Linked DNA regions of Mus musculus: regions 1, 2, 3 and 4 are each linked to region 5. A link is a loop called in an ENCODE intact Hi-C map of the cell type or tissue named here. Cell type or tissue: left cerebral cortex. All regions are shown on one strand. Links, peaks and the distances in the headings refer to the core of each region. The heading gives the core; the rest is flanking DNA. Region 1 overlaps Eml6 (echinoderm microtubule associated protein like 6). Region 2 overlaps Eml6 (echinoderm microtubule associated protein like 6). Region 3 overlaps Eml6 (echinoderm microtubule associated protein like 6). Region 4 overlaps Eml6 (echinoderm microtubule associated protein like 6). Region 5 overlaps Rtn4 (reticulon 4).

The links. Hi-C counts contacts between places; a loop is a spot of excess contacts. Peaks named below come from ENCODE experiments on the same cell type or tissue, not always from the same donor. Only the 100,000 strongest peaks of a DNase experiment are listed, where the experiment ranks them.
Region 1: it touches region 5 in a loop (9-fold over the local background); 5 of 42 quality-filtered maps call a loop at or near these places.
Region 2: a loop joins it to region 5, with 2.4 times the contacts of the local background. A loop is called at or near these places in 6 of 42 quality-filtered maps.
Region 3: a loop joins it to region 5, with 2.2 times the contacts of the local background. A loop is called at or near these places in 6 of 42 quality-filtered maps.
Region 4: a loop joins it to region 5, with 2.8 times the contacts of the local background. A loop is called at or near these places in 27 of 42 quality-filtered maps.

The regions. Positions count from the first base shown.
Region 1 is chr11:29,791,991-29,798,598 of GRCm38, forward strand. It overlaps Eml6 (echinoderm microtubule associated protein like 6), which reads right to left. Exons shown (of 42, transcript NM_146016.2): 22 at 3,231-3,372; 23 at 270-422; 24 at 1-114. Among named protein-coding and RNA genes, the nearest start is that of Gm39671, 14 kb to the right of the region's middle. In left cerebral cortex, for the core only: no CTCF peak of the experiment used is centred there; DNase peaks (open chromatin) are centred at 2,806, 3,325 and 4,280; H3K27ac peaks cover 2,988 bases.
Region 2 is chr11:29,770,867-29,777,474 of GRCm38, forward strand. Eml6 (echinoderm microtubule associated protein like 6) reads right to left here. Exons shown (of 42, transcript NM_146016.2): 27 at 6,378-6,579; 28 at 6,137-6,263. Among named protein-coding and RNA genes, the nearest start is that of Gm39671, 35 kb to the right of the region's middle. In left cerebral cortex, for the core only: no CTCF peak of the experiment used is centred there; a DNase peak (open chromatin) is centred at 3,602; H3K27ac peaks cover 503 bases.
Region 3 is chr11:29,784,677-29,791,284 of GRCm38, forward strand. Eml6 (echinoderm microtubule associated protein like 6) reads right to left here. Exons shown (of 42, transcript NM_146016.2): 25 at 991-1,079. Among named protein-coding and RNA genes, the nearest start is that of Gm39671, 21 kb to the right of the region's middle. In left cerebral cortex, for the core only: no CTCF peak of the experiment used is centred there; DNase peaks (open chromatin) are centred at 2,943 and 4,332; H3K27ac peaks cover 3,216 bases.
Region 4 is chr11:29,876,995-29,883,602 of GRCm38, forward strand. Eml6 (echinoderm microtubule associated protein like 6) reads right to left here. Exons shown (of 42, transcript NM_146016.2): 6 at 4,964-5,149; 7 at 3,653-3,788. Among named protein-coding and RNA genes, the nearest start is that of Gm22588, 31 kb to the left of the region's middle. In left cerebral cortex, for the core only: a CTCF peak has its summit at 3,971; DNase peaks (open chromatin) are centred at 2,889 and 3,506; H3K27ac peaks cover 872 bases.
Region 5 is chr11:29,722,664-29,729,271 of GRCm38, forward strand. All of the region lies in intron 3 of Rtn4 (reticulon 4), which reads left to right. Among named protein-coding and RNA genes, the nearest start is that of Rtn4, 33 kb to the left of the region's middle. In left cerebral cortex, for the core only: CTCF peaks have their summits at 1,668 (motif pointing right) and 3,129; a DNase peak (open chromatin) is centred at 2,699; H3K27ac peaks cover 1,129 bases.

The sequences.
Region 1 (6,608 bases), core at 509-5,508, 69 kb after region 5:
TGTGTGTGATGTAACTAGAAGCTCCTTTACAGATGCCAACCCTCTTGCTTGTAAGCACGTTGTAGATATCCACGAAGTTATCATGAGATGCCACAGCAAGGTATTTTCCTGTATCTGTAGAGACACAGTAACAGAACACAAGTTCACCTCCAGGAACATAAGATTTTGAGGTGGGAGAAAGGTCAAAGAAACTTTTAGAATAGTCCATTTTTATATAAAAAATGATTTAAAGATTGCTATTTTTTTTTAAGTATTACTGCCATCTTCACCTTTTGAAAATTTTATATCAGAGATCATTTCTTTTCTGTGATGGAAGGAGAGCATGTCTTCCACTGTGTCAGCATTCACCACCAAGAAACTTCCATCATTCAATCCAACTGCTAGGGCTTTCCCATCAGGGGAGAAAGCACAACATCTTCCTCCTACAAAAGGACCGAAGAGAATCATAATTGAGCACTTGGCTGTTGAGTAAAGCAGATGGAGACACAGGAGAAATATGCATGTGTATGCACTCACATGCTTACATGTAACTGGGCCTTTAGCACCGCCACCCAGGTGGGAGTTAAAATGTCATCATTTGGGGAATAGTGAGATGGTCCTGTGGGGAAGAGCACTTCTTATGTAAGCCTGACAACCTGAGTTTGAACCTGAGAATCCATGGTAGAAGGAGAGGACCAACTTCCAAAAGTTGTCTGTAGATATCATGTGTATGTGTGTACATACAACATAATAAATGTATATTTTTAAATCTTTGAAAAATAGCATAATTTAAATGTCTTCTTCCCTCCAGAGTATCAAAATCATATTTTAGGGCTGGAGAAACAGCTCAGAGGTTGACAGCACTTGCTGCTCTTACAGGACCTCAGTATGGTTCCCAGCACCCATGTCAGTAATCGGCTCTCCACTCCCTGTAACTACAGCTTCAAGTACTCTGACATGCCCTTATTTGGGCACCTGCACGCACATGTACATTCCACAACACAGATACACACAATTAAAAAATAAATCTTAAAATACATTTTCATTTTCCATAATGTTTTTCCACTTATTTCTTTATCTTGGAGTATCTGGGCTTTTTAAGGTAGGTAGGTGAGCCGGTGCAGGAGAGGGTTAGGTAGATAGCATAGCTCTCTGAGAAAAGAGGACACATTTAAGAACATGAGTTCTCCAATAAAACTTCTAGAAACCATTTTTTTTTTTTTTTTGGACATCATGACTGGAAACACATTTTTTTTTTTTTTAAAATTTAGAAGCCCTCTTAATTTTAGTTTTTCTGCTTCATGGATCATAATGCAGTCAAGAGGTAGAAGATTTGAGATGACACAGTCCAAGCCATGCTGCTTTGTGCTGGAACAGCTCAATCTGGCTTCCATAGGGAGCCACACCTGTGCTGATAGATGGTGAAGCTATGTAAAGCTAGTAACTTGGAACTGGCTTATGTAAGCAATCTCTCTACTCATTTGTCCAGTTAATGCTTACCTTCTGTGAGTCTGTCAAGTCACTGTAGTGAGACAGTGAAAAGACCAGCTAGCCCTGGGGACAGTCATCAGGGTAGGTGAACCATAATTTACCATACAATTTAGGCCACAGTTTAGAGCAAAAGGAGAGATATTTATACCAGGATAGCAAGGGAAACTAGAGGAATTGTTATCTAAGATGCAGCAACAGTTGCTCTTTTGAACCAATATTTAACCTAAAGAATAAAGTCCACTGACTAGCTTCTACCATAAGGCACTAGTTTCATTTTGCAATGCAAGTTAGTGGGCAAATGATTCAATTATTCAGAGCATGGCTCTGAATTTGGTTGAAATCCTTGCCCCACCCGCTGCCAAGTTGTAAGAGTCCAGGGTAAAGTGAGGCTATGTGGGGAGTTAGTGACAACCAGTGTGCAGGCATGAGGCCACCGTGCTGCAGTGTGCACTGCTTCACTACTCACTAAGTAGATGATGCTGGACAAAGTACTATAGTAACCTGTCTCCATTTTCTGATCTGTAAGTGATATGAATGGTAGCCTTATGCACCAGGTCTCTGCAGAATAAAGGTGATGTACCAGTGTGGTCTCTGGCTCACACTGATACTACCAGTCAGTATGATTTCATTTGGCATTGTTCCTTTAGAATATGCCCTTATGTCTCTGCATACAGAATGACCCAGTACAAATATTGAAAGGACAGAGCCCAAGCTCAGCCCTTCCTGTCTTAAGAATTTTTGTTAGACCTCAAGGCTCAGCTCTCTTGTTGCTTCCCTAAGAAAGCAGTGCGAGGTGGCAAGTCTGAGCTGAGCTTCTGTGGCCTCTTGCTCATGTGGGGTCTTCATCTACTCTCTGCCTGAAGCTGGCAAGTGGTTTGTGTCAGAGGCCCCCTTGCCTCTTGGCGTCTGGGTGGGTCCAGGATGGAGTTTGTAAGACTGGAAGGTAGAGAACTGGCAGGCTGAACTGTCTGATCCTCCAGGCACCTCCTGAAATGCCACCATCTCAGACACTCCACCAACCACTCTGTCCTTTTGTCTTTTAAAGCTCAGAACTTTCGAGGACACCTGCAGTTACTGGTGGCACCACAGTGCATATTCCTTGTCATTTCTTTAAACCCTACCCACTCCTTTATAAAGAATCCTATTTTTAGGCCCTTCTCAAATTACCTGAGTAAGCAGGCCAGCTGCTGCTGGGAGTCCTTTCAAATCTTGTCTGTATCTGATTCTAAAGACGAGACTGTTCTCTGTGGGCTCTTAGGGCCTGACATACAGAGGTACTCAAGAAGCATTTGGTGAACTGTTATCTCTTGGCAGATGCCTGTATTGTGTGCAGATGTCCAACACACATTTATGACTTCAAAAAATATTTTTTTCTACCAAACTGACTTTCTACTTTCCATAAATGCTGGAGACTGTTAGTCATAGATATAATTAGTGTTTTTCTCCCGTTGTTTTGTTTTTACAAGCTGACACACTTCAGCTCTCAATGAGAAGAGAACACAGGGGCAAGCAAGCACGTGTAGTTCAAGCAAAGTGAATGGGGCTGGGGCACTCTGAGATCAGACTAGCGTTCTGGAAAGTCTCCATGCACTCTTAATTTTCACTGCACAGTGAACCCTGAATTGCCTTGCTCATATTTTTGGGATTGTAACAGGTGCTCTCATTAAACAGTGGTTGAATGAGTAAGTGAGTGAGTGAACCTAACATAGTCTGTTGCCTGTAAACAGACACCTTTACCTGTGAGGAGATGTCTTATGTACCTTTTTTAAGTTTCCGTACAGCCAGCATGCGGTGCTGGGAGGATAATTCCCAGATCCGAAGTGTTTTGTCATCACTTACTGTCGCGCAGATGGGCAGGAGCGGGTGTGCTGCCAGCCCCCACACTTCCCCTTCCATGTGTCCCTGTGGAAGAGGAAAGAAGGCAAAGTAAACCCATGCTTTCTGCCCAGCTGAGAGCACCTCAAGCTGAAAGTGCCTCAGACAGGTGAACACATGAATAAACAGCTCCCTTCAGCCACAATGGCCACACTATTTCATTTCTTATGAATGACCTTTAAGCTAGGTGTTTCTGAGACAAATCATTTTTTTTCCAGAAAGTAAAGCATAGTGCTCACTGCTTATGGATAGCAGATGTTTTCTCACCTAGCAACAAATATCCAGGTACATGGTAAACTTTCCACCCCTCACCCTTGTTTTGTGTATGTGTGCACATAAGGATGATTACAGTGTTTCTATTCTTTATGTGTGAAGGTCGAGGTTAACATTGGCTGTCTTCTTTAATTGCTCTTTACCTTTGGCAAGGCTGGCTGACCAATGAACTCCAGGGAAATACTTGTCTCTGCCTATCTCCAGCCCCCAGCTTTGGAGTTAGAGATGTATGCCACTACACCTAGATTTTTAAGTGGGTACTGGGGATCCAAATTCAGGTCCTCATGGCTGCACAACAAACACTTCACCAAATGAGAAATCTCCCTAGATCCTTATCCTGCTTTATATAAATACACTATGTAAACACATTATGGTAAAACGACTTAATCCCATTGACACCTAGTACTGCCTTTTATGAGTACACACTATAAAGTGTAGGTGCCATCCACCCTTGTCATGGAACTAGACAGCAATACTCTCGTTTATACACTTGTAGTCCTTCAAATGCAGTGGGTTGGGTTTCTCCTGTCCCAATACTGAGGACTGAACTTAGAGCCTCATGCATGCTACTCAAGCATTTTACCACTGAGCTACAAGATGCATTTAGTCTGGCTGAGAAGAAATAAACCTAAATTCGGACTTGGAAAATCATGTTGCAGCACAGACTCAGCATTTGTTCATACGCTGGTGTGCCTGTGTATGAATCATGTCTATGTCCATACCTCCAGGCTCCCTACTGGGATGCCTCCTAGAGGACCTTAAACCTCTAATCCTGGTGCCTGATTTAAAGGCTTCTAGACTCATACTCCTTTGCGATCAAACTTGTTCACAATACCCATTATATAATGACTTTAAATGGCCGCCTAATGTCACTTTTGATCATATCATTATAAGGGGTCTTTACAACTATTGCTAGTGATCTGGAAGATGGAAGGAGGTTTCCTATGTCCAGGCTTCTTCTTACCTTCACTCCAAACTTTCTCTCTGTGCTTCCTTGTTTCCCAATTCAGCTCCTTCTAGCTATGAAATCTCAACTAGACAAAACTTCCACCGTCCTTGATCCAGCTAACAAGCCTCTTCCTTGGCTTCTTCAGCTTACCCTATTTCCTAGCCTCTTCAGCTTCCTGTCCTCTTCTAACTTCCTCTCTAACCATCCCACAGGGAGGGACATCACTCCCAAATCACCCTTCAGCCAATCTCCTAGGCCTGGTCATGGATAACTGAAGGGGCCCAAGCTTCCTTGACCAGATCACTACCATCACTAACAGGGAGCCCTGTGTAGTCATTATGCTATCAGATCAACCATCTTCCTCCTTTTGGATACTGGGGTCACTTACTTGGTCCTGATGTTGTTTTGGGGATCTACCTCTCAGGGTAGGGGGGTAGCCTTACCAATCTTACCAAACCCTTTAGTTGCATTTTTAGGGGTGTTCCTCTCACCTATTCTTTTCTGGTAGTGCCATGTAGCCTCCCTCAGCCTTGAGCAGGTTGGCTCAGCCCTGTTCTGCCTCTGTGAAGGAGACCACCTAGGGTGGAGTCTTCCGACCTACATAGGTCTATTGTTCTGACACCTCTGTGCTTTTCTCCAAGATGCTGCTACCTGCTGAGTGGCTGAACCTGTCTTCCTGAGCCGATCCTGAATAAGCAACAGCCTGGTGACCAACTGCTGACAGCCTGGCCACAAAGCATCAAGAACCTGGTGTGGTGGGGCATGGGCCTTCCCCCTTCATAAGCTCAGACTCTTAAGTAAACTTTGAGCCTTGATCAGTATCTTGTCTCGGTCTTGTTATTTCTCTCGACATTTCCTCCCATGCAGCCCCAGCCTCCCCTTCAGGAACCTGGTTCATGTAGCTGCAGGCAGCTACAGTGCCATTGTGTCCTGTCCCCTTATTAGGAAGGAATCTTCTAGCCAAAGTGGGAGCCTCTATTTCTTTTGTCCCCACACCATTCACCTAAACTCAAGCTTGCCAGCAGTCCCTCTCCGCCTTCTTCTAGCTACCCAACCTACTGGCTCTGACATGTCATTTTCTTTGCCAGCCCCCGAGGTGGACCCCCAAGTCTGGGACATCCAGAACCCCTCTGTTGCTAAACACCATTCCTCTGTTGTCATCCAATTACAGGATTCTACCTAGTACATCATGCAAGCTCAGTATCCCCCCTCTCTCCAGAGCCTCAGGGGATATAAGCCTCTCCTTGACCTCCTAAGAAAAAAAGTTCCCTATCCCACTTCTTCCCCTTTTAATACCCACTATACTTGAAGTTAAGAAACCCAACAGGTCCTATCTCCTGGTTCAAGATCTCAGGCTCCTTAATTTTGCAGTGGTTCCTCTCCATCCTGTTTTGGCTAACCCTTATATGCTTCTTTCCACTATCCTCTCAGGGACTTATTTCTCAGGCCTAGATCTCAAGGATGTATTCTTTTCTATCCCCCTAGAAGCCCAGTCACAAACCATCTTTGCCTTTACCTGGACTGACCCTGACACCCATGTCTCTACCTAACTCACCTTGACTATTCTACTTCAGGACTTTTGGGATAGCCCATAACTGTTTGGTCAGGTCCTGGCTTCTGACTCTTTGTCTTTTCCTAGATCTAAGCTTATTCAGTATGTTGATGACATTGTCCTCTGTGGTCCCTCTCTACAAATTAGCCAAACCAATACCTGTGCTCATCTAAGTTTCCTATCCAGCTGATGCTATATCTTACCTTCTAAGGTTCAATTGCTCACCCCTCAGGTCACCTACTATGGACTAACACTCCAACCTACAAAGCCATTACCTTAGACAGAAAAACCTAATCCAGTCTCTAGCAGTCCCCTCTACTAAAGAGGAGATTTTTATCATTCCTAAGAATATCTTGCTTTTTACATTCCTGGGTTCCTTCCTTTTCCCTCCTTTCTTGCCCCTTATATGAAGCAGCCTTAGGGCTGACACAGGAACGTCTTCTCAAACCTGTTATTAAGCCCCTTTAAAGGCTCCAACAGGGCCTTCTT
Region 2 (6,608 bases), core at 753-5,752, 48 kb after region 5:
GCCTTTTTCCTCTTAGTAAGCACTTTCACCTCTCATGTGTCATCAGCCTGTCACTGCTGATTCGCTAGCAAGTTATTTGCTCCTGCTGGCTGATGAGACTCAAGGAGGGTGAGCTATCTTTGTGGTAGATGGCAGCTTGCAAAGTGACAGCTTTTCCTCAGCTCATACAAAGGAGGAATGGGAAACAGCTCATTTGGAACACCCCCAGGTCTAGGGTGGGTACCTAAACCCTATGTAAGCAAGGAGACTGTCTCTTATATGAAAGTTGTTAGCCCCCTCTTGTTGCTAGGGACAGGGAGAAGGGTAAGGGAGAAATGGCAAGTCCCAAAGAGGGACACTGTGGAGAACCTGAATTGTCTACAGGGTCTGCTGGGATTATGGAAAGATAAGAAACTGACAGCTAAGATCAACTCATTATAGGGATTGCAAGGGACTGGGTGAGAAACCCGACAGAGAAGAGGAGCTACCTAGTCCCCAAAAATCCCTATTAAACACCCATTGTCACACATTCCTTAACAAAGGGGACAAAGGACAGCCCCACTGAGATGTAGCCTGAAGGCAAGGGCCTTTCCACTTCAAGACTTGCCTTCATTGCTTTAACTGGTCTGGGAAGACTTTCTGTGCTGTAGATAAAAGCACCTTGAAGAAGGGACATTTTGTTTTCCTTACTCTATTGGCCTTTGCTCTAACTGGAGAGTTCATCTAGTCTGCTGTGGCCACTGCTGACGCCTTTGCTGATAGTAGAACCTGCTTCTCTGAGCCTCTGATGGGGAGTGAAGTCCAGTCATTCTTCAGTAATGTCCAAGGCCTTCAGCAACAGATAGGAACTCCTAAGTACCCAGCCTCAAAGACCAAGTCACTGCTGGGCTCTGTCTTTTCAGTGTGCGACATTCATTGTTGGACTACTCTGACTACATTGTGTAAGCCAATCCAATAAGTTCCTCTTTAAATGTATATTCATTCTTCCAGTTCTGTTCCTCTAGAGGATACTAATGAAGCTATTCTTGTCAGGTTTGCCACAACAATGAGAAAAGTAATATAAAAATGCTTTTCTATTATAATGTAGTATTGTATTATAATATGATATACAATTAAATTTTTTAAAAAAAACTTCTTAGAAAATAAAGTGGTTATTGATACACCCCTTCACTCTCTCTCTCTCTCCTCTCCTCACCCCGCCTCTCACATACACATACACACACACACCAGTTGAGTATCCAGACCAACTCTATCTGATCAGAGCCAGTGAGAGACTCAGCAGGTAAACTGCCAAGCCCAAAGATCTGAGTTCAACTTTCAAGACCCACATGACAGGAGGCAAGAATTGGTTATTACAGGTTATCCTCTAACCTGCTCAGTGGCACAAGTATACCCGCCCTCCACACAAATAAATGAAGAAATGCAAAAACATTAAATGTATTGGAGATCTTAGCAATTAAAATAAATGCCATAATTGTATAAGGTTTAAGCATTGCAAACTTTGCTACTTCATCCATTTTTTTTACAAGAAGAAATGCCTTTTTCAGGCTAGAACAAAGCAAGAAAGGCTGGCAGCAGCCCAAGACCTTTGTGAGCAAAGGAAACTGTGCCTTAGGTCAAGCAAGATTTTGATTTGTGGCCACAGGTTATACAGCTTCTGGGAGAAGAACACAAAGAAGGTTGGGCTGAGCCTGCCTTAGTCACAGGTGATAAGGACCTTAATAGCACTAGAATATAGAAACAGTGTGCAGAAGCAGAGAGTGAGAGTCCTCGATCCTTTATTTATCCTTGGTTAGATCATCAACAGCTATCAGACTCAGTGCTTATTAATTAAGAGTCTTGAAAAGAGTGTAGGCTTCCCATACACGTGCAGAGAGAAAAAAGAGTGCCAATTTTCATAAAACAGCCAAGGCTGTGCTCATGCTCTGTTTTTACCTTCAAAGTAGGCTTCTGTCTGAATGATGGGTCCAACTGAATACAGTAAATAAAAATCTCTATTATCATCATCTTCCACACAATTTAGATTTTTAAACATTTCTGTTACTATTTTTAAATGTATATGGCATTTTGCCTGTATGTACGTTCATTGTATGTGTTCCTGGTGCTCACAGAGGCTAGAAGAGGATGTCACATCCCCTAGAAGTGGAGTTACAGATAGATGTGAGCTGCCATGTGGGTGCTGGGAATCAAATCTGGGTCCTGGGAATCAAATCTGGGTCCTCTACAAGAGCATCCATCTCTTAGTCACTGAGCCATCTCTCTAGTTTTAATACCTGTGCTAAACAGTAGGCACTTAAAAATAAATGGCTGGTGGGAGGGAAAAGAGACCAAGGGGAGGCCAACCAATAACAGGCCCAACTTGAGACTCGTCCCATGGACAAGCACCAACCCCTAACACTATTAATGGTATTCTGTTATGTTTGCAGACAGGAGTATGTTGTCCTTCAAGAAGTTCCACCCAGTAGCTTACTCAGACAGGCACAGACACCCACAGCCAAACAGTGGATGGAGCTTGGGAATTCTTGTGGAAGAATAGGAGGAAGGATTGAGGGCCCCAAAGGGAATAGGAACTCCACAGGAAGACCAACAGAGTCTACTAACCTGGCCCTGGGACTCTTAGAGTCTGAACCACCAACCAAAGAACATACACAGGTTTGACCTAGGCTTCCGTGCACATATGTAGCAGGTGTGCAGATGGTTTTCACGTGGGTCCAAGACAATGGAAATGTAGGCTATTCCAAAAGCTGTTGCCTGTCTGTGGGATATGTTCTTCTAGCCTTGTTTGGCCTCAGTGGGAGAGGAAGCACCTAGCCTAGCAGAGACTTTAAGTGCCAGGTGGGGCATTTGAATTTGGGAAGTGGTGGGGGAGGATCACTATGCACTCAGAGGACAAGGGAATGGGGAATGGGGGAAGAATTGTGGGAGGCGGTGACTGGGAGGGGGCCAGTGAGTGGGATGTAAAATGAACAAGTAAAAAAAAAATGGCTGGCTTAAGGACATAGTAAGCATAAGGACCCAAGTTAAATTCCAGAACCCATGTAAAAGCTGTCAATTTTCAGTTAACAAGAGCAGTTAAGGGAGAATGTTTTTAGTATTGTGTACCCTTCCCACAGCTCGTGCTCTTCTCCTCCCAGTAGCCCGTTATGGACAGCATCCATAGGTTCTTCTAGCCTTTCTGCTGCTGACTGGCTTCAGCAAATGGGAGGAATGTGGGAGGAGAAGGTAACTGGGCAGAGGCTTCATACAAGGTTGGGGCTGCCTGAAGGAATCCAAGTGAAAGAGCCATATGGTAAGCTGGGACAAAACTGAAATGTGATTGGCATATTTCACATTTGCTAAGTGTGGCCCAGTATTCTCTTCAGAGCAATCATTATTTTTTCCTCAATTTTCTCACTTCCCAAAATATTGGAACTGAAAGTCATATGACTTTTGAAGCATAAAAGTCACAATATGTTAGAAGATGCACAAGAAGGCATCATGTAGTCTCACAGCTATTTAAGGTCAAATATCTAAATGTAATTAGAAACAATCCATGGCTGTCTTAGAAACTTAAAAAGTCAGTTGCTTCCAAATGACTGATGCAAACTGTGCAGCTGCCAGCCGGCATGTTAATCCTCAGTATGACAGCTGCTGCACTCTTCTCAGAGGGCAGGGTGGGAAGGGATTCAGTTAGACTCAGATGCCTGGAGCAGCTGCTCCATGCAAGTAAAGGTCCTTGCATGGAGCAGCTGCTCCAAGAACACACCTCTCTCTGTGTTCTGGTGCGGGTCTCTCTCACTTTCACTGGTGTATGTCCTTCTCTAGGTACACACCACAGGGACAAGGAGAGATCAGCAGGGCTTGAAGGAGCCAAAGGAAGGTTCTGGCCTTAAAACTCCCAGAGAGAAACTGCCACTACTTAATGCCATGCTACTGATATTGGAGGAGCCACCTCCTTCTTTCCCCCCCTTTCCCAGGAGGCTAGAACTCATGAAGCCTGCTTTTCTCTTTCATCTGAAAACCAAGTTGCAACACATGATGTATTGTCACTCCTGGCTCCAGGGCCTCAGCCCCTGCTCCTCCACATTCTCTCTCATTGTGGCTTCTCACTAATTTCCTGAAGGCACCACCTGCCCGTTACTTCCTGTCTTCTGTGGTCACAAGCTGCCTAGTCTTATCTCTGAGGTCAAGCCCCCTAAAATTACTGACCAGGATGGGGGGACACTGCTTGGTTCAGATTCTGATTCTAATCCCTATAGGTTAGCTGGTTGCTGGGCCTGCTCAGCTCCCAGCATGGCATGCAGCGGCTACTGTCTCTGGTTAAAACCCCTTTTAAAACTGAGGCTGTCAAGTGTTTTTTTGTTTTGTTTTGTTTGTTTGTTTTGTTTTTAAGTTATCAAGGAAATTGCTGTCTACAGAAAAGGCTTGATTCTTTTCTCTGGACCCTATACTTAAAATGGTTTTGTTTTTCACATGTTTTCTTCACTGTATTTAAGGATGAATTATTTTTTAAAGTACCAGTAGATAAGTACTTGCTCATAATTCTATGAAGTTTTTTTTTTCTTGGTTTTAAAAAATAAAGATTCAATTTAATGTACCCTAACATATAGAAACTCCTCAATATGGAACAATAAAATAAAAAAGGTGTGTTCAAAACCTTAATCTTAAAATGGAAAGCTGTTGGCCTCCTCATCTCCCATCTCATACTAAATTAGGCCTCATGATTTTTTATACAGCTGTGCAAAGAGGTCATGAGATGATGAGTGGTTGTGTGGCCATGGGTTACACCTGAAGCAGATGTGGGACCAGGGAATTAGCATGGTGGTTCCATGGCTGGCTCTTAGTGAGTGGTGTGATACATCGCTGAGTTTTATAGAACCTGCTTGAATACTCTTGGAATGATGGGTAAGCCGATTCTACTGACAATGGGATGCGAAATTGGAGAGGCTGAATACTTTATTTTTAAAAAGATTTAACCCAGACCAAATATCTTTCTCAGATAGATCAGTTAAGTGGCAGGACTATTTCCCTATTCCTGCATTTATGTGTGTGTGCTTATTTGTTCAGTTGTTAGGATTAAGTCCTTTAAACATTATTTTCTCCTTGTAGTCACTTTCAGAAAAGGAAACTATATTTTAAAAATCATTGCCAAAAATTTATCTTTTCAGCAAAAGAAGATGTTCTGTTAGCACTGTAACATGTAATATAGATGGAAGAGGAGAATTAGGGCTTTTCTGCCTCATGCATCGTGCCAACAACACACCTACCATTGAGCATCTAACCTTAAGGCTGTCAGTAAACTGAGGCAAGAGGTTAGATCTAAAGCCACATCTTAAGAGTAAGTGGGGAGCATCTTGTTTACCACATAGCTTTATTAGGCAGATGGCTTTGTCAACAGCAAACTCTTGAGTTTCTCAGCATACAGTGCGGTGCAGAGGTCATTATGACCATTCAGCCTACTGCAAGGAAAAGAACCCACAGACGACTCTCCAGAGTTGGGTGAGATCTCTGAGATTCTCTTCAGATTTTAGTTTTTATTCAATATTTACTCTTCACAACTAGGAACATAGTCAATTATATAATTATTAACTTTGTATCTTAAAATTATACAATATTTGGTAATTTCTCTCATCAATACTTGAAACTGTGAATCAAACAGATACAAAATAGCATTAGAAGCCCACTGTCTATTCAACAGTGTTCAGGGTGACAAAATCAAGCAGGTCAGGCCTAGCAATTACAGCCCCCCCCCCCCCCCCCCCGTGCAGTGAGGACACAGTAAGAGAAAGCACATCCAGTGACATAGTGTCAAAGAAAACAGGTCAGAACGGAAGGCGAGTCTCACAAATCCCACCCACTTCAAAGTCTGCCCTGCTCCTGCCCTGCTGGTCAATACGCTATCTTGTTAATTGTGCATTTGGAACATCCTTTGAGGCTCCCTTGCTTCCTCCCCTAGTGAGGGAAGCCTAGTCCAACCAAATTTCCTATCTATCAAATTATACACAATAACTAATCTGTATTGGCCAATTTCCTTCAACTTAAGTCTGTTTTAAGACTCTAGGCAGATAATAAAGGTCCCACTTTGGCATAAATTAAAGGGGGGAATAAAATGAACTCTAGTTCAAATCGGTTTGCTGTCAGGTACAACAAATGCAAACAGACCTTGCAAATACCATACCTTTCTTCCATGGACACCTCTTTTAGCTGCTGGTGTGGTTTGGTGCCTTCCATTTCCCTGATGCTCACAGCATAGATCTTGGTGGTATAGTCAATGGCTTTCTCTCTAGCGACATCACTGTCATAGCCTCAAACAACAGAAAGAGATTGGGGGTATGAGATGGTTTTCAAGTGTTCAGGAGGATACCAGAAAAAAAAAAAGTACCATCATAATGGACAACACATGGCTGATTGGGGCTCACCTCCATCTTCTTCTGCATCTGTGTCTGACTCCTCACTATCAACCAGCTTGCTCTCCTGCGTCCCCACAAATTCCCTGGTCCAGATCATCAAGGCTGTGTCAGCACCTCCTACAGTGAGCAGCACAGAGTCATTGTGTAGCCACCTCACATTGGTAACGTGTGCGCTGTGCCCCACATATTTCTTAAATCTTGCATGCTGTCCCTGCAAATAAAGCCAAAAAGTGGCAGTTA
Region 3 (6,608 bases), core at 968-5,967, 62 kb after region 5:
AGGTAGCCATGTTTAACAGCACGCCTGACCTTCACCCCTTGGATGCCAATATTGTCCTCCTCCATGGACAATGACAAATTTTCCTGGAGGGAAAATTGCTTTCGGGTAGGAATTATTGAGCTAGTAGATAAAAAAATATTTTCTTACATTTGGTGTGTGTATATATATGCCTGTGAGTGGGGGTAGTCACATGCTACAGTGTATGTAGGGAGGTCAGACAATAGCTGTGGGAATCACTTGTCCCCTTGCATAGTGATGTTTCTGAGGACTGAACTAAGACTACCAGCCTTAGCAGCAGGTTCAGACTCTACATATTTCATAGGCCTGATCTCAGTTATTGAAAAATTACTTATGGGGCAAAGGGCATAAGAAAGACGTGGGAAAAAGAAAATAGTTTGACATTGGTCTAGTTGGACTTCTGTTTCAGAAGGCATCTTTCATTATCATTATGGAAAGTATTGCTTATTATTACAAATGAACACTGGGAAAATACCTAAAAAATTTACAGTTGTAAAAAGCATTGCACAAAATGGCATGATGAGGGGAAAGGGAAAATGTGCTGCCCCGTTAGTTAGCATACAGTGTCCTCAGGAAAACCAAACAGCAGAATACCATCACCATGACACAGGCAGCCCATTTCCTCAGCAGCTAGGAAAGCAGATCATTAGTTCATATGTAAGAAATTAAAGGTGTAAAAGTAGATGTGGCCTGCGTTCATAAGTTGACAGGTTTGATTAAAATCCATATTTTCAACCTACCATAAATATATGTCATTTATTTTCATTCTATGTTCACTGGTGCTTTGTCTACATGTTTGTCTGTGTGAGGGTGTCAGAAGCCCTGTTACTGGAGTTACTGCCATGTGTGAGCTGCCATGTGGATGCTAAGAATTGAGCCCAGATCTTCTAGAAGAGCAGCCAGTACTCTTAACCACTGAGCAAACTCTCCACCCCACAAATATCTTTTAAAATCTTTATGTAAGGCAGTTACCTCTGATGGCCTTATTGTGTGTTTTCTGCCTCTTGGAGCTTCAAAGAAAAGCTGTTCTTTGGCACCTGAATTAACTTGCAGTAATTTCCCTGTTACGGTAAAAATAAATGGTAGGAATAAAAGAACAAATTAAACTGTGCATTTATCATTTTGTTATAAAATACAAAGTATGACTGCCACAATTTTATTCATTCTAGTTAGTCTAATCAATTGAGTCAAAAGTATGTTACATTGTTCCAAAAAGCACATAACTATCAACACACAACATGGAATAATCCCCAAAACTCTTAATTTAAAAAATATGGACCTCATAAAATTTGACCTTGAGTGTCTGTCAAGGAACAAGAATCTAGTTTGCTGTTTTCTCAGCAGCACTAACATGAACTCCATTTTTAAAAAGATTTTTTTATTTTTACGTGCATTGATGTTTTGCATGAATATATGCGTGTTCAAGTGTGTCAGAACCTCTGGAACTAGAGTTATAGACATTTGTGAGCTGCCACATTGAACCCTGGTCCTCTGGAGGAGCAGCCAGTTCTCTTAACTGCTGAGCCATCTCTCCAGCCTCAAGGTCTAATTTTACAAAATAAAATTTCCATTCATTTACCCCACTGCTGTCTACTAAGAGGTAAAGGCAAATAGCCTGTCATGAGTCTGGCATCAGAAGTGAGATCCATGTGGGCACTGCATTTGCTTAGTTCTAAGTTCTAAATCTGCCTTTCAAGTTAGGGACACACAAAGCAAACTACAAATACTGACCCTTCCAACTTTGTCTTATCTGCAAACTTCAAAAGGAGAAAAAGGCTATCCTCAAACAACTGAGTGACTGGCCTTTCAGCCGTTCTGATATACAAGTATGACCTCATCACTGATGTTGAAAAAGATTCAGCTTCCAAATTCTCCTCTGAGGGCAGCATCCTTCATGACTGGAAAATGTCCTATGTTAGAGAATGGTGTCTACTATTTTTCTGTAATGGTTTAATTATGGAAAAATTTCAATCAGGCTTGGACATGAGAATAGTTTAGAGAACCACAATGTGTCCATGGTCCAGCTTCCACAACTAGGAAGTCCCTTGACTCGAGACCCTCTATTGACTGCCTCAGCCCAGACATCATGTATTTGCTCCGCAAATAATTTACATAAAATGCTATTTCCCCTTTCCCCTACAACTGTGTATCTAGGAACTTTGAGGTGCTCTTGGAAAAATCAATACCTAAAGATTCCTCTGTGGTTTGCATGCATGCGGTTTACATGTTATCTGTTACACTTGTTACATGGTCTGACCTGAGGAAGGTCTAAGTGAGTGTTTTCAAGTGATAAACTAAGAAATGAAGTTCTCCAGTCCCTTCACTGCTGATCCTAATAGTTTCGCATTTGGTAAATTATCACATGACTGGGGGTGGGGCCGCACTCAGCCTCTGAGGCTTGAAGGATCTGAAAGAGGAACATGTGAAATAGACAAGATTTGCATAATATGTGATAAACAGGAGAATGGAGAAAAACAAAGCAAGAAATGAGGGCAGTTAAAGGCGCTTTCCCTGCTTAGCATTAGAAGGAATCGAGCAACCATTACTTTTCTAATGAACTAAACAAATCTGCAAAGAAATTATATTATTAGGACTTTCAAAAATGGCTATAAAATATGTGGGAAACAAAATTCAGACAAGCCATTTTTCTGAATGACTTTTGAGATAGAAGGTACAGACAGAAAACTCAGTTCTCACGGCATCTCAACAGCTCATTTTACTATCTATAGCTTTAAAAGGACCATAATTTATAACTAACCTCCTAATACTGAGCTAGCTAGGTGAGGAACTGACTGCAAGGGAGTTAGAGATTCGAGAGAGGCAAGCCCGAGCAGTGCCAGACATCTGTAGGCGATCAGCTGGCCACCCCTCCACAAGAAGCACCTCTGCTGAAGGCCAGTTTACCTCGGAGCTGATGCTGGCCCAGGAGGAGCCACGCCCACACTAGGCTAGGCAATCAAAAATCTGTTTCTCTCAGGAAGTTGCCATCAGGGCTGCTGAATCTGTGGGTGCCCAGCTGAGATGAGATGTGGATTTTAGAACTGAGAGTAACATTTGGGGGCAACTGAGACTGGACAGCATGCAAATGAATTCTTCTCTTCTCCTCCCCCCTCTCCCTCCCCCCTCCTCTTCCCCCCTCCCCCTCCTCCCTTGCAAGGTATAATATGACTTAAAAACAATTTTTTAAAAAAGAAAACCATAATTATGGGTATGTGTTTTCTCCCTTTTTAAAATTATTACAAGAAGAAACATTTAGGTCACCACTCTTTCATTCCCTCTGCCTGCTGTGCAGTTTTTTTCTTTGCTTTCTCTTCCTATTTCTGCCCACGAGTGCATGTATACATACACACAAATACACCTACACACAAACATACATACACACAAACATCCACACATGCACAGAAACATACACATACACACACACATACAAACACACGCACACAAACATACCCACACACAAATACACCTACACATAAACATACACACAAACACATATACACAAACATACACACATACACACATACACACAAATATACACAAACATACACAAATATTCACACATACACAGAAACATACACACAAATACAAACATAACATACATATATAAACATACACATACACAGAAACATACATACACATACAAACACCCAAACACATCCATACCCACACCCACACCCACTGAAATCTGAGGACAAGGAGCAGATGCAAAGATGAAAAAGTCTGCACTTTTCATCCATATATTACTGCCCCAAATAATAGAAGGTGAATTATTTCAGAATCCATATTTTTATCACTAGAAAAGTCTGCTTACATAGAAAACAGGGCAGACAAACAAAACAAGCAAGCAAGCAAACAAACCAAACTGACCAACAACCAAACAATCAAACAACCAAACAATGTCCTCACTGCTAAGGAGAGAGAGCCAGTCACCCAGAGCAAAAGCCACATGCATTAGCCTGGTTGCCACATCATACTATGGTTGTACAACTCAGAATAATTCCAGACTTGTACTACATGAATCAAACCAATGTACTATATGAACCAAAACAATGCCAGGCCATTTGCTGTGAAAAGAGAAATGAAGTGTCTTGTAAGGGCTCCAACTGTTGATTGCCTAAGATCATATAGTCCTACAGTTTTCAGAAATGAACTTTTGCTATCTAGAATAAACCCTGTGTTTTATCTCGTCCCATGTATTCTTTTCTCCAGTGTTCCATGCATGAGCTTTCATTTGGGGCACTGATGTTCCTGCAAAAGCAAATGAGCTGTGGTTGCCATGGACACGAGGACTGCTGAAGCTGAGGCTGCGCCTGCACCTACACCATCCCTACTCCTGCCAAGCCAGCTGGCTCTGGCAAATGCTTTCACTATTCTGATGAGATGAGATGAATAAACAAACTCCTGCATCTAAATCTTGCTCTTTACCCTGTCCATGTTCTCTGGGTCTCTGCTACCAAAAGCTAGGCTGGTCTTGGGGAGCATGGCATTTTCCTGAGATGTAGCACCTTGGGACCTGGCATGACATAGAGTTCACAGCTGACGGGACTGTAGTTAAAGTAGGCAAGTGGTATGGGTGCACCTGCTCCTATTCTCCAGATGGCACAGACTTTAGAGATAACACATATTCTACTTGCTCTGAAACCATAGGGACCACGGGGTCTGCTCCTATTCTCAAGACAGAGTAGTTTTTAGAGATCACATGTATTCTACTCTGCTCTCAAGCTATATGGACCACTGGTCTGACACCTTCACTGACGGAAGGACCAGAGAGGGAGGTCAGTGCTTCTTCAGAAACCCTGGCCTCTCCCTCCTTGTGCTCCGAGTGCCTCCCCAGTCCTGGAGGCTAGCCTTGGGTAGAAGAAAGGGCAAGGTATTGCACCTCTCTTCCTCCCTTTTCAAGTGATGTCTCCATTTTGAGGTATTTTATAAGACCCTCTCTCAGTGCTCCCCCTCTCCCATAGCAACAACACTGCCAACAGTCCTACCGACCATGAGATCCACCTTCTCCATTCCTGGGCATATACCCAAGGCTGAAATGAAAACAGGGTCTTGGAAAGATACTTGTGCACCAAGATTCATAGCATTGTCATAATGGCTAAAGTGTGGAGGCAACCTAGGTGTGTATCAATAGATAAACATGCAAGCAAAATGTGAGACAGACATATAGCCTGCTATCATCTGCCTTAAGGGAATTCTGACATAGGACATTGCATGGATGATTCCTGAGGACACCATGTGGAGGGAAGTGAGGTAGTAATGAGAAGACAGTGTTGTGTGTTTTCACTAAGATGAGGTACATAGAGAAAGTAGCTATTTCTAGGGACTGACAGGAGAGCTACTGTGTGCTGGGTTGAGAATTCTAGTCTCACAAGAGGAAGTGAGTTTTGGAGGTGAGTAATGATAATAGCCATACAACAATGAGAATATTCTCTGTGCATGAGCTGGTATATTTAATAATGATAACATGTTTATATATTTTGCATTTGAAATTACTTTAAAATCTTCCAAATAAAAATTTCATACATCCCACTTTTCTGTTGCTCTTTCACTTCCAACATAAAATGGCTGAAGGGTTTCATTCCCCTAGCAATGACTAGGAAAGGGAATCAATATTCCACATAACACACAGTATATGGTGGTGTGTGCGGTGAACTCAGAACAGTCATCTTACTCCATCTTACACAGAGAGAGAAGGAATAGGAACATCACTGCCTTCTTGAGTCTTTAAGACAATAGAGCAGAGAATACAAAAGAAGAGGGTGGTGAGAGGCAGCTCTTCCCACTCGATTCTTGGCCTCACGAAGGTAAGGTGACTCAAGTTGCTGACCACGGATCCCATCTCATGCCCTTGACTCTGTCTGACCTGAAGCCTGGGGGACTTATGTGATTTCCCTTGCTCTTGTTGGGACTGGCACCTTTTACAGTAAGTTACATGTTTTTCTTTCTACTGACTGTACTGCAAAAACTCCCACAGGTTATAAAGCTCAAACAAAGTTCAAATTCTAGTGCAGCACAGCTAAACATCTGCCTGGCCCAGTCTGAGACTATCTCAAAAAATACTTAAAATGAAGTATGATTTATTAAATAACTACATATTTATTAAATATAACTAATTAAATAAAAATAGCAGTGTCTCTGCAGGAACCTCTTCCTGGGTCAGACTCTTGTCGCCTCTCTCTGACTTTCATCAGTTGATTTTGGGAATGCCCCAATGAAAATAACCTGCAGATACCCAGTGCCTCCAGAACAAACTCAGCATGGATGAGTGTGATGTAAGAGTCCCTTTTGACTCTGTCCTTGTCTGGATTTCCACATCCCTTCCTCCTACCCGCTCAGCCAAGGGTTCCTCACCACTTCTTAACTATCCACTGGTCCTCCTCCCAGTTTGGCACCACATTCCATTTGCTGGGTGATCCCCTTCTTAACTTTGCTATGTGGTGAGCCATATCTACATAGACATCTTGGATTTCCCTTGGAGCTATCTCCTCAGAACAGACACAGCACAGACCACAAGAGACTATGACTTCTTTGCAAGTGAGGATCCTGCCCACTCCTAAATGTGTGCTCTGGACTCTTAGCATCAACCATGT
Region 4 (6,608 bases), core at 902-5,901, 150 kb after region 5:
GAACTTTAAAACAATATCTCCTTTAAAAATAAAAGGGGGAATTATACCCTCCAAGGTCACCAAAAGCAAATCTTGATTTTGTCTTATTTGTTTTAATTTTTTTTCAAACTGATGTTAAAGGTCAGTCTACAGTAGATTACTATTGGCATCCAGTTACTTCCAGTTCTTATGCCATGGTTAAATGACAGGACCCCCTAACTAATACATGGAATGATCCTGACCCTGTTTTAATATGGGGGAGAGGTTTTGTCTGTGTTTTTTCACAAAAAGAAGGCAGAGCCTGATGGCTGCCTGAAAGATTGGTTTATCAAGCAGACACAGATCCTGAGTCTTCTAGTAAATGTGATTACAATTATGAAGCTGGCTTGAGATCTTTATCAGTCAGCTGAGTTAATTTGGAGCATAACCTCCATTATTTCCTGGGAAATAACAGTTTTTTTCTGACGATTCTCAAAGCTACCTCCCCCACACCAGGAGGCCAGGCTTTGTGTCTGATCATTGCTAATTTACAACTGAATTGCGTGCTTGGGACATTCCCCAAAGACAACCTTAATCCTGTTAGCTCTTAACTTTTGACTTTGTATTTTAAGCAGTTTGGTTGTTTCACATAGAATCATCTTTGGTAAACTCATTCATTCACCATGGCAGTTATTCATCGCTATGAAGAAATGCATTGAATGCATATTGTGGCTTTGGTCTGAATGGGAAAAAGGTGTGCTATGAGGGCCGGCAGTCAGAGACAGGCCACTGATGTTCTATGACTCTTATCAATCTAAGACAGAGGCATGTGCCAAGAGGCTGTGTTTGTTCATAATAAACACTAAAAGGCTGTGTTTGTGTAAATAAACACAAGCAAGCTTCATGTGTCCTCTGGGATGGGTAAGAGAGAGTTAGAGACAACCCAAGCCAGGCACTGCAGCCAGCCTCCATAATTCCCAGGCAGGACCATGGAGCATAAGTAAATCTTATGCCCCAGTTCAGCTAATTTTTAATAAATAAAAAGGAAGAAACTGTGCCCTTCCCCAGCCTTGTGTGGGTGGGCTAAATCAGACCTTGTTTTCCCACAGTCAGCTAGCCCACCTAGGGTGGAGTCTTCAGACCTAGGTGAAGTCTATTGTCCTGCCAATTCTGCAGCTTCCTGCAAGAAGTCACTACCTGCTGAGAAGCTGAGCTTGTCTTCCAGAGAGATCCTGGCAAAGTGATGAGATTCTAGCCAAGTGGGGAATGGGTTCCCCCCTTTATACTCAGACTGAAGAATTAAAACATTAGGCCTTGATCAGAAACACTGTCTTGGTCGCATTCCTCTCCTGTCTGTCCTTCCCATATATCCCCAGCTTTCCTTTCAGGAACCCAGTTCTTCATGGCTGCTGGTGGATACAGACATTTAGTTAGTTATTTGTGTGTGTGTGTGCATATACATACATGCACATGCATAAATGCATATGTAGAATGCATATGAGGGTCAGATGTCAACTTACAGTAATCAGTTTTTTCTTCCTATCATGTGAGTTTCAGGGATTGAACTCAGGTCATCAGGATTGGCATCAAGTACTTTTTAAGGTTGAGCTATCTCACTGCTCCTGATTAATATCTTCAAACTTTAGACACAAAGTGAAAGACCAGGAAAAATTCAGACCCCCTAGCACCAAGAATGTAGGTTATCCAGTTCAGTGACCTTGTTCCAGGACCTGGCCGACCACAAAAGTTAGATTAAAGTCTTGAGAACAATCTTGAGAAGCAGGGAGTTTCCCCTTGTGATTTTTAGTACCCGCTTGTGATTCTTCACTCGTATTTTCCGCATTTTCCAATAATACCCTCCCTTCCCCCTTGGGTTGTGTTTCTTTCCTTTAAATATCCCCTTTCCCAGCTACTCAGGGTCGAACTCCTCTACCCCTGCGTGGGATACGAGTTGACCCCAGTGGGCTGGTTCCTGTCAATAAACCTTGTGCAATTGCAGCAAGGACGGTCTCTTGTGAGACCATCCTTCTTGGGGGGGTCGCGTCATCCTGAGACTTGAGTGAGGTTCTCCCCTCTTCGGGGGTCTTTCAAAAGTAGCAAGTATGGTGTTATAGAATTAGAACATGACCTTTAAAATGTTCTTGCTGAATGTTTAGAAAGTCTTTTTAATAAAATGGAAAATAAAATCAAAACCCCAGAAAAGAACCACAAAACATAGTTTCCATGCAAATGAGGTCAACAGTCATTGTCACCCAACAGCAAAAAGGGGGGGAGGGAATTCATGCATATCAAAAGTCCATCTGAAGATAAAGTCACTCCTATAGTTTTACATTCACATTGAGACCAAGGCAATCCTGATACTGTTTTGCCTGAATCTGTTCCTCTCAAATGTGCTTTACTTCCATGTTTGAAGCAGGGAGTAGGCAGAGCAGAAGGTTAAGATCTCTCTGCGTGTGGGACAGTGTGTAAGGATCTGCTGTCCCCTCTGTCTCCTCCTGTCTGTTCTGCTCCTCCACACCCTCCTTCTAGCCTTGCTTACCCTCACTCTGCAAACACTCAAGAGGGTGGGTGTCTGGAGTTATTTGGTTGAAAGATTTTGCTTTTTTTAAAATGTGACTCTTAGAAAACTAACTTGCTTCTACATATTTATATATTCTTCTGAATAAAGCTGCTTAAAACCACATGATATTATAGAGAATTTAAGGACCTTGACTTTGTCCTAATTGACAGAGTAAAGTAGGAACCAAATTCTACAACTTTCTAAGAAGCCCGGTGTTAGGTATCCACAACTCCCTAAGATAGAATCAGTGCAGTCTCCAGAAGAGCTGTGAGGCATTTTTTATAGTGAATGGCAGAAGGAAGGATGTAGCCTGTGGTGTGACATGAGTCACTATGTGAATGGCAGAAGGAAGAAGGTAGCTTGTGGTATAAGATGAATCACAACATCCAGCTCATTGCTCTGTTGCTAAATTTAAAAATAAAATTTGATTGGAAACAACACTGCTTAGGGAAGATAGCCTGAGGACATACGGTACATGTTTTCTTCTCTCTGCTCTCTGATGTCTACCCTAGCCACTTCAGTGCTACAAGTGGACACAGGTTTATTTTCAGAGGCTACACACTGTCACATTTATTGACTGTCTTGTCCAGAAATTCTTCATTTCATCACTGAAAATAATCCCATATTCTGGGAAACCGTTCAGCTTTTTCACTGTAATGTTATCATCTGTCTTTGCTACAGGATCACTGTAGCTTTATGCCAAGCAGGGGAAAAGCTATCTACTCATTTTCAACATACTTTGGAGCTTGTATTCAATATTTTTATGTAAACCCTTAAAGTCTTCATAGAACAAAGCAAATACTGTCAGGTAGAATATAAAATTTACATAATTAATTCTTTAAAAAACTTTCACTTTATAAGTGATATGTCTCATGCATGTGTGTGTACTATGTGTATACCTAATATACACAGAAGCAAGAAGGAGACACAAGGTCCCTGGAACTGGAATTACAGGCACTCATGAGGCGCCCTGTGGGTGGTGTGAACTGTATCCAGATCTTCTGTGAATGCTCCTAATAGCTGAGCTGTCTCTCTAGCCCTTATATTTACTTCTTTCTCTTAAACAGAAACACACAACTTGACATTGTACATAACCTTCTTAGAGCACATGGTAAGTACTAACACACATTTTACCTTTATATCCTTGTTCCGTCTCCCTGAGATCAATTTTGGTTATTGGTTTGAAATCAGTGTCCCATAATCGTATGCAACCATCTCGCCCACCAGTAGCAAAGCCTTCTTCACAAGCATACAGGCTGAAGATCCCAGCCTGTCAATTATAAGAGGTAGAATTCAATCCCACAGTCACAAATGTCATTGTTGCTGAATCTCCATGATTAAAAATAACAGAGCAAAACTAATTAAAGCAAATGCTGTTTTCTGTTGAAATCTGACAGCAGATCAACATACTTCATCTCAGCTGGATTGCAGTAATTACAGCCACCACCAGGAAGCAAAGCAATTCCAACACATCTAATTTGATAACATTGTTACCGCTACCACCCAAAATGTTAGTTATGAGTGCCTTAGTAAAAGCAGATACAGAATCACATTTCTATATGACAACTGAGTCTTCTGAAACAAAGACATTACAAAGGTGGCACACTTAAGTCATAAATTAACGAAGTAGAGACACAGACTAGGGGCATGGTGCCATACCATTTACAAGTATAGGGGTATCTGAGGCAGATCTCAGCTTTTCAGGATGGTGTCACTTTTGACAAACCAAAAACTACAAATAGCATCATGTCAGCATTGTGTACTATTGCATGACTCCCTTTTCATATTTAAAATACCTTGACCCTTATTTTACTTGATTTTTTAAAAGCTGTTATGTCACATTATGCTGACAGAGAGAAACTTATTGCTGAGGCAGCAGATCATTTAACGAATGAAGACAAATTCTGACCTCTTAATTATTTTAAGAGTCATTTGGCAATGAAACCAAGACAAATGGCTTTCACCGTAGATGACTGGGAAGACTCTAAAGTGTCTAAACTATTTCACTGAGTTGTCTAAGGTTTTCTTCATGGGAAGAGTAATGAGGTCTGGGGATGCAGCTTAATGACAGAGGTCTTGCCTAGTGTGTGAGGCTCTGGGTTCAATCTGCAGCACTAAAAGTGGTAACAGTGAATGAATTTGAAGGTATTAACACTAATCAGCTAGTTTAAAGTTAAGGTGAAGGGTGGATTTAGTATGGATTCCCCCCCCAGGTGAGAAATCTTCATGAATCATTTCATGTATGTGTATGTATGTGTATGTATATGTGTATGTGTATGCTTATGTGTATGTGTATACAACTGTTTGAAGTCTAACTGTAAAGCAAAGGGCAGAAACAGAGAGATGTGTGGCCTTAACCCATTCAGTACATCATCCACATTACATCAATCCATATTACATCATCCCTCATTACATCATCTCAGAGCCCCATATAGCAATACTCACACTATGTGCTCCTTGAATAGTGCGGACTAAGGTGAGCCCTTTCCAGACATAGATGTCACCGTTTAAAGCACCAGAGTAAGTGATGTCTTCTTTGGCACATGCAAGGCAAAGGATAGTCTGAAGATCTCCTGTTTTGCCAAATATGCCTCTTTTTGCAGTCAGGGCATTTCCACATAGTGTCCAAAACTAGGAAATAATAAAATAAATATATGCTGAAATAGAGTACTCTATATTCATTCCATTATTAGTATTTTCAGTAATTTTACAGAATATACTTTATCTGAACTGAACATAAATAAATTGTTTCTCTGTGTCATTAGAGAAACACAAAAACCCCTGCATACTCTAGAAGCATAAGAAAAACTCACAACGATATTTTTTAACTTTAAAAGCTCCAAAATTTCAAAATGTTAATGTTTAATGGCATTTAAATGACCCCAGTGTTCACAGAATAGAACTGGTCTTTTATCAAATGAATATAGATTGCAGAAAAGTTCAGAAATGTAGATAAGTATAAAGAGAAAGCCACATCTACAGCACATGCCTGTAATCTTAGCACTTGGGAGGCAGCGGAAGGAGGAACATTGCACACGGGAGGCTAGCCTGGTCTACATAGCAACTTCCAGGCTATCCAGAACTACTTAATAAGACCATACATAGAAAATGTGATGTGATATGATATGGAGTAGTGTGTGTGTGTGTGTGTGTGTGTGTGTGTATACATTAATGTACTACATAAAGAAAAAATGGCTAGGAATAACTTCATATTAGCATAACACATATCACCTAGCCATTTTAAAGTATGTACATATATTTTACAAAATGCTTTCTAGGCTGGTTGGTGGAGTTGGTTAGAGCATAGTGGCAATAAAAATAATTCCTTTTTAACCAAAATATTATAGTTTGCTTTTTTTTTCTTTTTTTACTATAGAATTGCTGACATATATTTCTAAATACAAGTGATACGTCACAAAGGCACACAATCACCCAGGCTTCTCCATTTTGTTTGCACAGATCTTTTGGAAGATGGCAAGCTTAAAGCTTGGACGATTTGTAGATGGCAGCAGGGACACCACCATAGTTATACAGAAATCCAGTATTTTTCCTTGATGTAGTTCCTAATGTATGAGCTGGTGTAACTCTGGTGCCACTACCTAGGCCCCACAGTCTCCAAATGCCTTCTACATCTGTGTTTAATCTCACAACACCCTGGAGCACAGGTTCAGTCAGATTCTGCTACTCTTTCATATGCAAATGTAGATGAGTAAGCAGAAGTACTTTTCTAAAGACACGGATTCTATAAGAAACCAGAGAAACCTGGGTCACTGCTTTGAGAACCGCAACTAAAAATGAGGGTGTGCGGAAACAACAATCAAGGCTTTTGTGACAACATACTCAGATTATACTCAAGAGGCGGGGCCAGTGAGCAGCTATAGGAAGCCAAGTTACAGTACTTGAAATGAACAGGAATGGCATAGTGGGCAAGAAATTACATCTCACCCAGGAGAGCAAGATTAGATGACTCTAAGGGGCAAGGATGTATGGAAGGAAAAATCAGAGGCAATCCTAATATTTTGTGCCTGCAGGAGAGGAAAGATGGTGGTCCTCTCAGAGTATGGTGATGGAAAAGCTTTGGGCAGAAGCA
Region 5 (6,608 bases), core at 713-5,712:
TTGTAGAAAATAGAGAATGGCTTTGGGTTTTTAATAATGAAGTAAGGAACTAGAAGATTATATTATACATTGTATTCTGTAATCTTGAACAATTTAGTAGATATTTCCACCTTTAAAGTCACTTACATCACTTTAATATGTTGCTGGTTAAAGTGAGTAAAATTAAATTAAATTCTGTTCTTATTCATGGTTATTGTTCAGTTAATGAAAATTGGGGTTAATACATGCTTGCAGCATTGCTTTTCAGAAAAATTGCTTTGAGCAACGAGTTATTGTTTGTCTGGGAGCCATGGCTAAAATTAATTCTGATGGTTTTAACTTTAGGAATTTTTATCAGTTTTAAGTAAATTACAGAAACAGGTTTGCATTTTTTTTTCAGAAGTGAATGTATATATGTTTTCAGTGGTTATAGAGAAATATAATAAAAAAAAATCTTCAAGGGATATGGATTGAGACCAGTGGTGGAAATTTATTCTGATGCTTTCCTTATTTACCCCTATCTGAATATTCGTATTTTTTTTAATCAGGACTGCTAACTGATCTATACTTCATGTGATGGCTGAATTGAAATTATCTTCTTCAAGAACAGTTGTAATTGTGCCATTGCAAGAGTTTTTCTTTGTGTTTCAAGTTCAACTTATACTGATGATCCTTGGCTAATTATAAAGGCATCCCATGACTCAGTCCTAGCTTACTCCCATCCCCACACGACCCTGAAGGGCCTGCTCCATCAACATGCCTGCTATTTTATTTCTCTGATTTTACCTCTTACACCTTTTCTTCCAATTTTTATTTTGACCATGCAGTATTTAAGACACATTCTTCCCAGATAGACATGATACTGGCCTTCTTTAAACTCTTCTTTTGAGTTGTGACTTCTATTCCATTACATATGGGCTTTATGTCTGTAACATTCTTTAAAGGTAAAAATGGTCCTTTCCTCCTGGGCCTCCTAGTTGGCATGCATAATTTTTCTATAAAATGACAGACATATTTAATGGTTTACTCCTTGCCTTGAACTTTGTACATATATTTCTTTTTAAAAATGATACATCCCCCCCACCCCCATTGGGGATTTAGGATTCTCCTTTTTTCTTAAAGGAGCAATGAAACAATTAAGACTCGTAGGAGTTCTGAAAGATAGCTTAGCAGTTATAAGCACTGGCTTCTCTTGTACAGGACCCAGGTTTGATTCCCACATGGCAACTCACAACCATTTGTAACTCCAGTTCCAAGTTCCAGGGTCTCCTACATCCTCTTCTGCCCTCCATAGGTGCCAGGGTTACACATGGTACACAAACTAAATGCAGGCAAAAATACACATGTAAAAGTAAATACTTCTTAAAAAGAATTTTAGATTTCACCTGCAGATAATGAGTCTTGTCATTTACATTTATTGTAACCATTTAGTTTTATACATAAGGAAACCAAGAAAACTAAATATGCTAGGTTATTTGCATAGACCTTCAAAGCTGGAGTATGAGACCTTGATTTTATAGTTTGTATGAGAACAACCAAGGAGTGATGAGGAAAAGGCTGAAAATTGGCCCATGTTGTGATAATTTATTCATGCATAGCTTACTATGGCAGCTTTTTGTATGTGGTACCATTTACCACTTACTTTTTTTATTTTATGTATATGAGTACACTATAGCAGTCTTCAAACACCCCAGAAGAGGGCATCAGATCCCATTACAGATGGTTGCGAGCCACCATGTGGTTGCTGGGACCTCTGGAAGAACAGTCAGTGCCCTTAACTGCTGAGTCATCTCTCCAGCCCCTGGTTCTCACTCTTAAGAAAAAAAGAGCAGTAGTCTTAGTATCAACTGTGGAAAAAGGTAGATGTGGTTAGTAGTATTACTGAAACTTCTGCTGAGCCTGTGATATAATTTCTCTTAAGGACTGGATTCCGTACTTGCTGTAGGAAGAACATTTCAACAGTCAATAGAATTCTCTTTACTTTTTCTTTTTTTCTTTTCTTTTCTTTTTTTTTTTTTTAACTTAATCTCATCTGTTGCTAGAATTTGGGCTTAAGGGTGTTGAGTTTAATTTAGTTTAATTGTATGCAGTCTTTTATAACTAATTTTTATAACTAAAAATTGTCAAATTTTGTGCAAGGAGTGTTTAGGAGTAAGTAAGTAGATAGATACATAGAGAGAAAATACTTAGCTTTAATTTAGAATGGTATTACATGTATGGACTTTACTATGAATGGAAAATTATACCATGGTTTAGAGAAATTGGAAATGTGAAGTTAGGGATATTTTCTATTCTGTTTTTGTATATTGATGCCCCCAACATGAAAATTTTTTTATGTGTGTAAGTGTGTGGGCTCTCCATGTTGCAGTGTGTGTGTGAAGATCGGAGGATGACATCTATGAGTCCTGTGGGTCCCAGGTATCAGACTCTGGTTATTCAACTTGTTGTCATGTGCATCAGTTTGCCAGCCCGTTTTGTATTGAAAGCTATATGAACTAAATAATCAGTGGTTTGAATTATTAATGAGTCAAATGTGGTGGTAGGAGCTTACTATTCTTATTTTTTAAAAAAGTTGTTTTTAAAATAGGGCTTTAAAATTGAAACCTGACTTCAAGCTAACTTCAGGCTAAGTTGAATGTAAATTTAAGGAAATTCATTTAAGGAAAATGTAACAGGATGACTTGTGCATGTAACACATTTGATCTAGCACTATTTTTAGCTATAGCAGATGACAGCCTGTGATTACCAAATGTAGGCAGCTCTTCTTTCTTTGTACCAAGTCAGTGAAAGAAAAACTGGGTTCCTTTAAATTTAAATTTTAGTTAGGTAAGGTGCACTATACAAAATAATCAAAAGTTTTCTATATTTTTTAATTTTGAAAACAAAGATAAACTGCAGGGAAATGAATCTATTTTTCTAAATTATTTAACTAGATTGGCATAAACCCCTATGTGTTTCCCATAGTTGTAAGGGAAAAATCACTGTTCAGTTCTTCTTGGATCTTTAAAAGGGGTGTTCTATGAACATTTTATATGAGTTAGAAACTTCCTTATAAAAACATGCTTTATCCAATATTTTCATAAGAATTTCCTGCATGTGAGTGTGCTGCCTGCCTGGGTATGTGTGTATCACACGTCTGCCTGGTGCCCATAGTGGCCAGTAGAGGAGCTAGTCCCCTGAACTTCATTTACACATTGTTGTGAATCACAGTGGGGTGATAGAAATCAAACCTGTGTGTTTCTAAAAGAGCCTTCTCTCTAGCACCCCTTATCAGATATTTACTTTGTATTTCCTCCCATTTTGTAGATTGTCTTCACCTTCTTCATTATGTCCTTTGAAACAAAATATTTTATTTTAAGAGGCTCAGTATATTTACTTTTCTTGTGTTTATGCTAATACCATATGTTAAGAAACACAGCCTTGAAGATCTACACTTTCTTTATTCTTTTAACTAAATTGTTATTTTTAACAGCTACCCTTCATGTAAACATGTGTAGGAATGTGTATAGAGGTCAAAAGACAGCTTATAGGGACTAATTCTTGCCTTCTACCATGTGGGGCTAGGAGCTAAAATGTCTTAGCAAGCTTGGTGGCAGGTGCACTCAGCCATTTTGCCAACTGTCTAAAAGCATTTTATAGTTTAAACTCCAATCTTTAGATTTTTATTCTATTTTGAGTTAAAACAATATTTTGTCATCTTTAATAGTGTGTTTGTCATGAATGCAGATAGCTACTGTGGCTAGAGTGGTCAGATCCTCTGGAGCTGAAGTTAAAGAGATTTGGGAACCATTAATGGCTGAGCCATCTCTCTACCCCATAAGTTAACCTTTCATGTCATATAAAGTACAGGAATCTAAGGAGTCCAGTGGCATTCCCCTGCAGTTGGACATCCAGTTGTTCTTAGCTTCCTTGTCAAATTCACCTGACTATAAATATAAAAGTTGATTGTATTTCACTTATGTTCCTTTGTAACCATGTATATGACTGTAGGGTCGGGTTTATGTTTTGTTTTCTTTTTTTGAGACAGAAGCTTGCTATGTAGCTCCAACTGACTTCTAGCTTGCCATTCTCTTGTTACTGAAAGCTTTGCAGGAAATTTTGCAGAGGAGAAATGTGAGCCCTTTAACTTTATTATTGTTTTCCAGGATTTCTTTGGTTATTCCAGATATATTTTTTTTCAGCTGTCTTGTCAGTTCAGTTGGAGACACAAGCTGGGCTTTTGTTTTGATGGGGTTTGTACTTGGGACTAATTAGAGGACTGTTATATGTCATCCAAGACTGTGTGATATCTTTCTGCTTGATTCAGCCATTAATTTCTTTTAACTGTAAGTTTTCGGTTTATTTCATTTGTTTTCAGCTATGTATGTTCCTAGGAATTAAATTTTTTTGTTTGTGAATGTTAACTGTTGTTTTGAAAGTCTGTGTTAAGTCAGATGCAGTTGGCTTTGTATGATGTTGTACCCACAATGTCACTAGACTTGTTTAGGAATTCTAGTTGCTGTTTTGTGGCTTCTTTAGGAAATTCTAAATATAAGATCATATTAGCAACAAATACCTTAATTTATTTTTGTCCAATCAATTCATTGCCCAAATTCTGGTCAAAAACTTCTAGGACATATATGGGTGTGAAGTGTCAAAGAGAGGTTACCCTTGTCTTATTACTAGGTTTAAGTGGGAAGATGCTAGTCTTGCAGCATGTTCACTGTGATTTTGTAGATTTTATTTTTGATCAGTTTGAGGCTAATTCTTTTTTTTTTTCTTGCTGTTTTGTTGACTGTTTACCATGAGATGATGTTGGACCTAATCAGTTTTTTATGCAACTATTGTGGCGAGTGTGTCTTATTCCTATTTTGTTTTTATGGTGCATGTGTGGGTTGTTATTCATATGTTGCACTACCTTTGCATTCTCAGAACAGATCCTCCTAAGCTATGCTGTAATCTGTTTGCATTGCAGGATTTTGACTTGTTAATGGTGTTATGGTGAAATCACTGTTCTGTATTTATACGGGATGTTTATCTGTACTTATCCTGATGTCTTTGTCTGATTTGGGTATCTGAATTGAACAATCTTCTAAATTAACTAATGATATAAGGCTCTGATGAGTTATCAGAGGCATGTAGATATTTCTTTGGATTTTTGTATCCTTTTTTCCCCCCATGGAGAATCACTGCTCTTGGGCGAATTTAATCTTCCTAATTTAAAAAAAAAGTAAAACCAACATAAAGAGTCCATATGAAACTAAAATACTTTTGACAAGTATGAAAACAGACAACTGTTTTTGCTAGAAATTTGTGTTTTTCTTCTTTGCAGCTTCACTGACAAACTCTTTACAAAATGGGATTGAAAATGTATTAGTGCTTGTCACAGTGCTTTGGACGATGGATTCTGTCCTGTGTGTACTTACTTACCACTGTGTAGCTGTCTCACCTCCTGCCTGTACTTCCCTAATGGTCTCAAGAGTATCTCAACTTCTGCATTCCTAGGACTTACTTCAGCTTGACTAATCCATAGTGTGTGCTTTGAGGTAGTCATGTGTTTTCATGTGGTATCTGTGAACTTTCATGTATGACTTCCAGAGTTCTTACAATTATTGACAAGATCTGACTGCATCTGATCATTTATTAAATTATCAGGCAGCATTGTTCTTTGTGTGTATGAGTGTGTATGTCTCTGCACATACTGGTATGTGGATATGGAGGCTCTAAGGCAGCCTTGAGTGGTGGTACAGAGACAGGATCTCTTATTGGCCTGGAGCTGGCATATGAGTTGGCCTTTTGGCCAATGAGCCCTAGAATCTGCCTCTCTCTGCTTTCCTGACATGAGGATTACAAGTGTTGGCCATTGTGCTGGCCTTTATGTGTTTGGGGGTTGGTAGGTCCCTGTACCAACTGAGTTGCTTCCCCAGTCCGTGGTGTTCTTATAGTAGGAAATCCTACTCTACCACTCATTGAATGGGGATTAAGGCAGTATTTTGTGATTATAAATTGTGGTTGCCACTAGCATGAGACTGTTTCAAGTAGCACAGAAATGTATAAAGAAACAGGTAAGACTTATCTATAATCCCAATATTAAAGAAGTAAAAATATTTAGTAGATTTTTTTCAGACTTAATGGTTAGACATATTTTTGTTTGTTTTGTTTGTTTTATATGTAGCCCAAAATGGTTTCAAATTCACTGTTGTAGCCCAGGCTGGCTTTGTTCTCTTGATTCTTTTAATACTCTGTTTTCAAGTGTCATTATAGGCATCTTTATCTTTCTTTACAGACCAGTTTTTCCATTATACGTATACTAGTTTTAATCAAATTCATACTACTTTTAAAAGGTATTTTCAAAAACTTGATGGGACAGTGAGATAGCTCAGTGGGTAAAGGTACGTGGCACCGAGTCTGACCTCCTGAATTCAATCCCTGGAACCCACATGGTATAGAAAAGAACTGACTCCCACAAGTATCTCCTGATTGCCACACATGTACCGTGGTATGCGCATGCTCACTTCATTCACAAGTACATGAAAAGTGACTGTTTAAAAACCTAATTATACTTTTTTGGCTCTGAGAAGTACTTGTTAAATAAATGTATTGCTCTTAGCTGCCCTGTCATTGGTGTGTAAATGTAGGTATCTATGCTG